Linked DNA regions of Homo sapiens: region 2 is linked to region 1. The links are chromatin contacts, found by Hi-C or POLR2A ChIA-PET in ENCODE. All regions are on one chromosome and are shown on one strand. The core of a region is the stretch at or near the end of the contact, and the rest is flanking DNA. Distances in the headings are between cores, read along the strand shown.

Region 1 (4,164 bases), core at 1,068-3,567:
AGTGCTTTGTGTATTAACTTGTTTAGCTGCCTTAGCAACCCCTTGAGAAATCATTTTCCCCACTAGACAGAGGACGTAGCTGAGCAGCTCACCCAAGGCCAGAAGCACTGAGCGGAAAAGCTAGGTTTGATTCGCAGAATTCTAAGATGGTCTGCCCCCAAGTTTCCCCTCGGTTGGTATACACGATCTGTAGAATCCTCTCCCCTTCCATGTGGACAGGACTAGTAAAAATGATGGGATTTCACTCTCTTTATTAGGTTACATTATACAGCAAGGATAAAGAGATATTTGCAGATAATAAGTAAGGTCCCTAATCAGTTGATTTTGGGTTAATCAAAAGGGAGACGTCCGGGATGGGCCTGACCTAAATATGCAAGCTCTTTATATTTATATTTTTATTTTTATTGTCATTTTTATTGAGATGGAGTCTTGCTCTGTTGCCCAGGCTGGACTGCAGTGGCACAATCTTGGCTCACCACAACCTCCACCTCCCGAGTTCAAGCAATTCTCCAGCCTCAGCCTCCCGAGTAGCTGAGACTAAAGGCATGCACCACCATGCCTGCCTAATTTTTGTATTTTTAGTAGAGATGGGGTTTCCCTATGTTAGCCAAGCTGGTCTTGAACTCCTGACCTCGTGATCCGCCTGCCTCTGCCTCCCAAAATGTTGGGATTACAGGCAGGAGCCACCGTTCCCAGCCAAGCTCTTTTTTTTTTTTTTTTTTTTTTTTTTTTTTGAGACACAGTCTCACTCTGGAGTGGCTCACTGCAACCTCTGCCTCCCAGGTTCAAGCGATTCTCCTGTCTCAGCCTCCCTCCCTGTCTGTAGCTGGGACTACAGACATGCGTCACCACGCCTAGCTAATTTTTGTATTTTTACTTATTTTATTTTTATTTTTTGAGACGGAGTCTGGCTCTGTCCCAGGCTGAAGTGCAGTGGTGCGATCTCCCCTCACTACAACCTCCACCTTCTGGGTTCAAGCGATTCTCCTGCCTCAGCCTCCCAAGTAGCTGGGATTACAGGTGTGCACCACCATGCTTGGATAATTTTTGTTTTTTAGTAGAGATGGGGTTTCACCACGTTGGCCAGGCTGGTCTCAAACTCCTAACCTCAGGTGATCTGCCTGCCTCGACCTCCCAAAGTGCTGGGATTACAGGCATGAGCCACCACATTTGGCCTAGGCAAGCTCTTTAAAAGAGGCTCCAGGTTTTCCCTAAAGAAAGATAATTGAAGCTCCAGATTCTTCTGCTGACCCTGAAGAACCAAACAGCCTGTTGTGAACAGCCTATGGGAAGGGGCCACGTGGCCAGAACCTGAGAATAGGCTTAAGGTTGCTCAGAGTGGTCCCTGGCCAACAACTAGCAAGGAAATGGGGACCTCAGTCATCAGTCTCAGCGAAGTGAATTCTGCTAACAACCACATGAGTTGAGAGGAGAATCCTGAGCTCAAGAAAGGAACACGGTCTAGCTGACTCCATGATTTCAACCTGGGAAACCTGGAGCAGAGGACCCAGCCAAGCCACACCTGGACTTCTGACCCACAGCAACTGTGAGCTAGTGAGTGGGTGTCGTTTTAAGCTGCTAAGTTTGTGTTAATTTGTTCTGTAGCAATAACAGATGAATGCACAAGGATCTGAACCTCGTGATTCTGGCTGCAGAGCTCACATGCATCCTCCCTTCTCCAGGCAGCCTCTTCAGAGACGTCATCTCAAAAATCACTAAATCCTGGAACTTCAGGGTTGAATGGGGAACTTTGATCTAGCCCAGTTGTTTAATCAAACTTTTCCTTTGCAGCAGATGGCCACTGTGCAAGCAGACTGGGGGAGCTGCTCTACTTGCTGTGGGGTGTGTGAGCCGCTTCTGTTCTTTGCACTCCTCTCCTTGAGGAATCTCTGGGGAACACAGTTTGAGAACCACTGATCTGATCCAACAACTCATCTTTACATTTCCCTCTACAACATCCTGACACCTTGTTCCTTTGGAAAGTCTTCTGTGGCATTGAAATCTGGCTCACCGTAATTCCCACTATTGGTCCAGGTCCAGTCATAGGTGATACACAGAGCAAATGGAACTCTTTTTCCATAGGAGAATGCATCACTCATTAAAGACAGTTCTCACGTTTCATGGAAGCCTTCTATTTTCCAGACAAAACATCTCCATGACCACAAAGGAGCTGCCAGTCCCTTCTCTCCTAGTGTTTGCCTGTGTTTCTCTTAGAGTCAGGTCAGGAACTAAGCACAAAATTTTTGGTGTGGTCTGCTTCACATAAAATACGGCAAGCCTAGCATAAGCCACAGTCTAAATATTCTGTTTCCATGAATGCAGCGTTAGACCACATTTGCTTTTTCGCAACCACAATGCAGTGCTGACTCATACCACACGCAGAGTCAATCAAAATTCCCTTTTCACATATGTGGTTGCTAGGGTATGTCTTCACCAACATGTACTTAGGTGTGTTTATTTTAACCTGAATACAGGCTTCACATTCATCACCATTGTGTCTCATCAGGGATCTGGTGCATATCTTGGATGATCCTGATTATGTCATCCAACAATATTGCTCTTCTCCCTAGCATCACCTCAACTCTCAATTGGACAAATATGCCATAAATATCCTCATCGGAGTTATTGACAGAATTTTGGAACCAGACAGGGCTGAGGTCAGAGCCCTCTAGCACCATATTGATGACTATTCCCAGTGTTTGGGTCCTTCAAAAACTTACAAATCCAACTAATTGTATCATCTAATGGCAGTGATCCAACTCATAAAGGTACCACCAGAAACATAATGAACTATTTCCTGGCCGCCAAGTACAGGCATTAAGTCCATTTCTCTGCCTTCCCAAGCCAGGAGGTCACTAGAGCTCCTCCTGCATGCCCACAAACATGTAGGAGCCTCTTTTCGAGGATGTGCCTCATACCCACCCTTTTATAGTTTGCTCCTCCTTAGATAAACACCATTCCCCCCCGCCCCCCATGATTCCATTCTCTCTCATCTTTTTTTTTTTTCCCCTTACTCAGATTCCCTTGGGAAAAGGTAAAGACTACTTAGAGGATACCAGTGAACCTTGGAGTACCTAAATGACTGTGGCAGGCCTCATCTTTATTTCAGAGGAGGAATCTTTTTGGGGTATCTTATCATAAGAAATAGGGTAGGGCTCCAGTGTAAAAGTCAGGACAAGTTGCATAGGTGGGAGGGGTGCAGGGAAAGGTGGGGTCTGCATGTGGGGATGGGGTGGGGAGGGAGATGAAGGGACAAGGCTGTGTTTACCTCTGAGGTTTCCGTGGGGCAGGGGCGAAGCCAGCGTCTTCTGCAGCCTTACCCTTTCTTCCTCTCATTTCACCATTTCTCTACCAGCCACACCTTATATTAAAACAGAGGGTAAGGGGAAAAATAAGACTTGCTTTGTAAAGTGGGGTCATTGTTCTTGACAGCACTGCTCCATGTGGCATCTTGGGATGGATGAGTTCCCAGATCCACCCTAAAGTGGAGATGCTGTGATTCCACAATTCCTTTAGAGAGACCATAAAGCCCATATGAGTGGGCTTGGTGGAGATAGTCTGCGATTATAAATATATCACAAGCCTGTCTTGGTTTATTTTTTCATATACCTTTCTCCTTTATTCACATTCATTTATATAAACGTGAAAGTTGCCATGGGTCTTATAGGATACCTATGCTACCTGAAGACCAAGAGCTTCTGTTTGATCATTGAAAAAGAAGTGTTTTAGTTGTGGTTAAATTTGACAGTGCAGCATTCACCTAGTATTCATTTACCATCTCTAATAACTATCTCCCTTCCCCTGGGGATGGGGACCCTTTTCTTCTCCTGTATTTTTAGTCCATTTGTTTCTGGTGGAGTCCCCTCTATGCTCTACTTTATACGGGTATGCAGCTTAGGTCTGGCCAATCAGAACCTTATATTCTCCCTTGTTTGATTCAAGGCACCAAGAGGGCAGAGAGACTTTTGCTGAGTCTCCTGGCAAAAATACGCTTGGTCTTCTTCACTGAACTTTTCAGGTTTTGAGGCTCAAGCCATCTGAGCCACCTTGCCCCCAGGAAGTGGGGATCTGAAAGAGGATGGCACTAACACAGAGAAAGTGGAGATGGGAGATGGAGGCAAACTGAACTCTGGGGGCATGAGGGGGAAGTGACTACATTCTAGA
Region 2 (3,837 bases), core at 545-3,044, 35 kb after region 1:
AAGAGACAAGGGCAAGGTCAGAGCCCTAAAAGAGACACTTCTTCACAGGCTCTTATTGCACCTCAGGTAGCTCCCTGAGCCAGTCACAGTCATTTTTTTCCTGGTAACTTTTGCTGCAGTTATTTGATTTTTTTTTTACCTTGGCATTTGCAAATTGATTAAGCCAAGAAACTTGTACTAGTTCAGTGAACCACCTTGTATCTAATTTATAAACCTAAATTAACAGATTCTGCACAGTAACAAATAGCTATTACCTTTAAATGAAAGCTGCAAGGAACATTATAGTTTGGGCCTAACAATAGAGAAGAATCTCATCTTCCCATGAAATAGAAAGGAAAAATTTAATTTCCTTGTAAATTTGTTTAGCTTGACTCTTATGGCTGGCAGGGCTGTGCAGAGGTGCTTATAGCTCCTGGAAGCTCCAGTTTCCTTAATACAAGCCCCAGAGTAGTGCACACCGCAAGCTGACTTGTTCTCCACTCTTTGTCCAGTTGGGAGGCAGCCCCTCCCCTCAGACACAGGGCAGAGGCTAAGACGGGAACTGAGGGAGAAACGGGATGCTTCTGTAGGACATGGTTTCGTGCATAAACATGCAACTATGTGTGTGAAATTTGCACATTTAAAAGCCATTGTCTACCATAAACTCTTATGTACTTCTTGGGAGTTTTGTAAAGGTCTTCCTGCATGAAACATTTTGATGGAATCATCACAAAAAGAAAAAGATTCAAGCATCAGTTCTCAGCACGTCTTTGTTAACAAAAATAACACAGATCGCTTTAAGTACTAGGCTCCAAGCGAGTTGAGGTTGAGTGATTTCTACATGTTGAGGGGAGGAGGAGGAGAAAAAAGTTGTGGGTGCAAATCAGCTCAGCACCTTCATTATTGGTGCAGAAAGTCAACTATCACCTTATTTTTATACTAGCACCAAAGTGTGCTTTGTATTCTCTGGAGCCAGGCATGGTGCATGGTGCTTTCCCAGATGTCCTTTAATTTAACATCCTGTGGACACTGTTCAGATACAATGCAGCTGCCAAAATTGTTGATTTATATTTGATATAAGGTCAAAGGGTCCAGGAGCTCTTTTGATAAAAGATAACACTAGGTTAGCATGAGATTTCGCTGTCAGATTAGCACTCCCGAGTTGGCCTCCATTTCCACAAAGCTACTTTATTTCCAGCATTTCTCTTCACTCCCATGGGTGCCTGAGGCTGTCTGTTCACAATATTGCAGTGTTGGGATTTTCTTACAGGGCCGTGGCTCATCTGGGCATTTGTTTACTCTGGAACCGAGTGGCACCAAGCCCTTCGTCACATCTAGCTTTTTCACAGTGAACGAGCCAGTGTTGTCGTGACCAGTGCCTTTGTGCCCCTTCCCCTCCCCGACCTCACTGGCCCTGGCTTTTGGTTATTTCTGCATTTTCGTGACTCTTTACTAGAGAAAAATATGTGTAAAGTGGGGAATTGATGAGTAGGTTGCTGGTCATCAATATTCAGTGAGGAACTCTGCTCAGCACTTACATCAGCTCACTGAATCCTTCCAGTCTCCCTGAGGAGTGTGTCCAATAGATTTCTCTATTAAAGAGGAAGCAACAGAGGTTTAGAGAAGTGAAAGCATTTCCCCAGGGTCAAAACCAGAAAGTGGCAGAACTAGATTAGAACCACATGTCGTCTGCCAGACCAGAGCAGAGCTCTTAACCACCATGCCGAGTGACAACATGAACTTGAGACACAGGAGAATTGGGTCCCAGAGCCACCAAACTGTGGCTTCTAATTTTTGCAGTCTCTGTCTCAAGGGAAGATATCCATTTGTCACCCCCTCGCCCCCTGCAGGGGGGTGCTAATCAGGTTGACAGAGCCCTGCAGGTCTGAATAACAAGGGCATCCTTGCAAAGGTTTGCCAGGGTGGCTTTTTGATGGCCTCCCCACAGATTTGTGATCACACATTTTCTGCAACTTTATTATAAAAAATTCTCTTTATGGAAAGAGAGAAACCCGAGTAAATATGAAAGAAACATCAAAACCAACAGAGCAATTTCTAGGATATGGCATCATTCCTCACTCACATCTAACAGCTAGTTGGATCCCAGATGCTAATTGGAATAGTAGTAATATTAATGACTGTTCCCAAATCTTGTTATCAAACTGTCTCGTCACCCACACTAGATGCCTATTTCCCTGGGGTTCTGTCCTTGCATGCTTTCTTTCTCTTTGTCCTGGCACTCCTTCCAGGATGAGGGAACATCTTTTTCTGTCAGGTGGTGGCCACCTGGTCCATTCTTTCCAGTCTTCTCACATGTTCTTTCTTCCTTTCACCTCATATCCTGTTTGCAAAGGTGAATCTGCTGCAGGCATAGAGACCACATGGGTCCCATCTCGATTTATTCTCAGGCACCAGAATCTGAATCACTTAAAATGAGGTCCAATACTAGGAGCAATTGGTAAATTTCTCCCTCATGGGACATTCTAAAGTGGCTTCTTTTAAAACTTCCTTGAGAATGAGATCGCTTTAAAACCTCACTATTTATTTTACAAAACGGTCTAGGGAAGATGCTTACAGATTGTTAGCAGTTCTGGTTGCAAAGCTTCATTACAGAAAATAGTTGAAAATTTTTTCAGAAATTAAGATTCTGGGTTATCTGTGCATTTCATTTATACATGCTTTTCTAATATTGTCCCTCTTGTGCAGACAACCCAAGATCTTATTGCAGGTGAGTAGAGAATAGATTTGTTTCAGCCACCATGCTAAGAGCTTGCTGTGCTCAGCAGTCTATAGAGTGAAAATGGAGACTCACATGGAACGCACATGCCAGGGACCGGGCACTAATAGGTAAGCTGATCTATTCCTCACAGCCATCCTCTGAAGGAGGATATACCTCTATGATCCTCGTTTTATAGATGAGGAAGCCAGGCACAGAGCAGGTGACCCACTTGCCCAAGGTCACCCAGCTCATGAGTAGTAGAGCTGGGATTTGAACTCCAGCAATCTAATTTCAGGGACAGTGCTTGAACCGTCTTTTCTTTTCTTTCTTTCTTTCTTTCTTTTTTTTTTTTTTTTTGAGATGGAATTTCGCTCTTCTTGCCCAGGCTGGAGTGCAATGGCACAATCTCGGCTCACCACAACCTCCACCTCCCGCGTTCAAGTAATTCTCCTGCCTCAGCCTCCGGAGTAGCTGGGATTACAGGCATGCACCACCATGCCAAGCTAATTTCATATTTTTAGTAGAGACGGGGTTTCTCCATGTTGGTCAGGCTGGTCTCGACCTCCTGACCTCATGTGATCTGCCCGCCTCAGCCTCCCAAAGTGCTGGGATACAGGCGTGAGCCACCGCGCCCAGCCAAACCCACTTTTCTATACCTTCTGACAGACAAGGAAGGTTTAACACCTCCTTTGCAGATCTTATGGATTAGTCAGAGAGACATTTGCCAATCTAATTTAAGGCATACTGTGTTAAATACCATAATAGAAACATAAAATAGAGTGCTCTTAGCCCTTGGATATTTTCATGTGTTGTTAAAAGCCATTTTGGATCTGCTTCCCATCCCAGAGAATTATCAACCCCTCAGATAATTGAGGAAAATGAAGTAATATGAGGTAAAGGGCTATTCAAACTGGCTTTGCTTGTCAGTCACCACTCCTAGGGGCCAAATGGCTTTTCTCACATCGTTTCCTAAAGGCTCTGTTTGTCTCCACCAGCAGGTCTCTGCCTTCCCTGGAACGAAATGTGTGGGCTCAGTCCTTGATTATGGTTGCTTTCAAATGCTTTGTAGCAGGGGCAGTGTCCTGCAGAAAGGTGGGATGTGGCTTTAACCCATGACAATAGAGATTGGTAAAGAACCA

The links. Hi-C counts contacts between places; a loop is a spot of excess contacts on that map. ChIA-PET counts read pairs that join two places held with the same protein, here RNA polymerase II (POLR2A). Pooled maps may share reads with other maps.
Region 2: a map of dorsolateral prefrontal cortex shows a loop between it and region 1 (2.9-fold over the local background). The contact joins two enhancer-like sites. A Hi-C loop is called at or near these places in 10 of 168 maps with a recorded cell type or tissue (CD14-positive monocyte, CD8-positive, alpha-beta T cell, IMR-90 and 5 more), 1 of 37 single-sample maps with no recorded cell type and 11 of 50 pooled maps. POLR2A ChIA-PET finds 5 or more read pairs at or near these places in 9 of 52 experiments (A549, CD8-positive, alpha-beta T cell, HEK293 and 6 more).

Annotation. Positions count from the first base shown.
Region 1 is chr7:29,283,219-29,287,382 of GRCh38, forward strand. The region is part of intron 1 of CHN2 (chimerin 2); the gene reads left to right. Among named protein-coding and RNA genes, the nearest start is that of CHN2-AS1, 76 kb to the left of the region's middle. Within about 2 kb of position 2,318, at least 4 of the 41 ENCODE cell types and tissues checked have a DNase peak (open chromatin) inside an H3K27ac peak, as active enhancers do; they include CD14-positive monocyte, where a contact is called at or near this core.
Region 2 is chr7:29,318,533-29,322,369 of GRCh38, forward strand. All of the region lies in intron 1 of CHN2 (chimerin 2), which reads left to right. Among named protein-coding and RNA genes, the nearest start is that of CHN2-AS1, 110 kb to the left of the region's middle. Within about 2 kb of position 1,795, at least 4 of the 41 ENCODE cell types and tissues checked have a DNase peak (open chromatin) inside an H3K27ac peak, as active enhancers do; they include CD14-positive monocyte, where a contact is called at or near this core.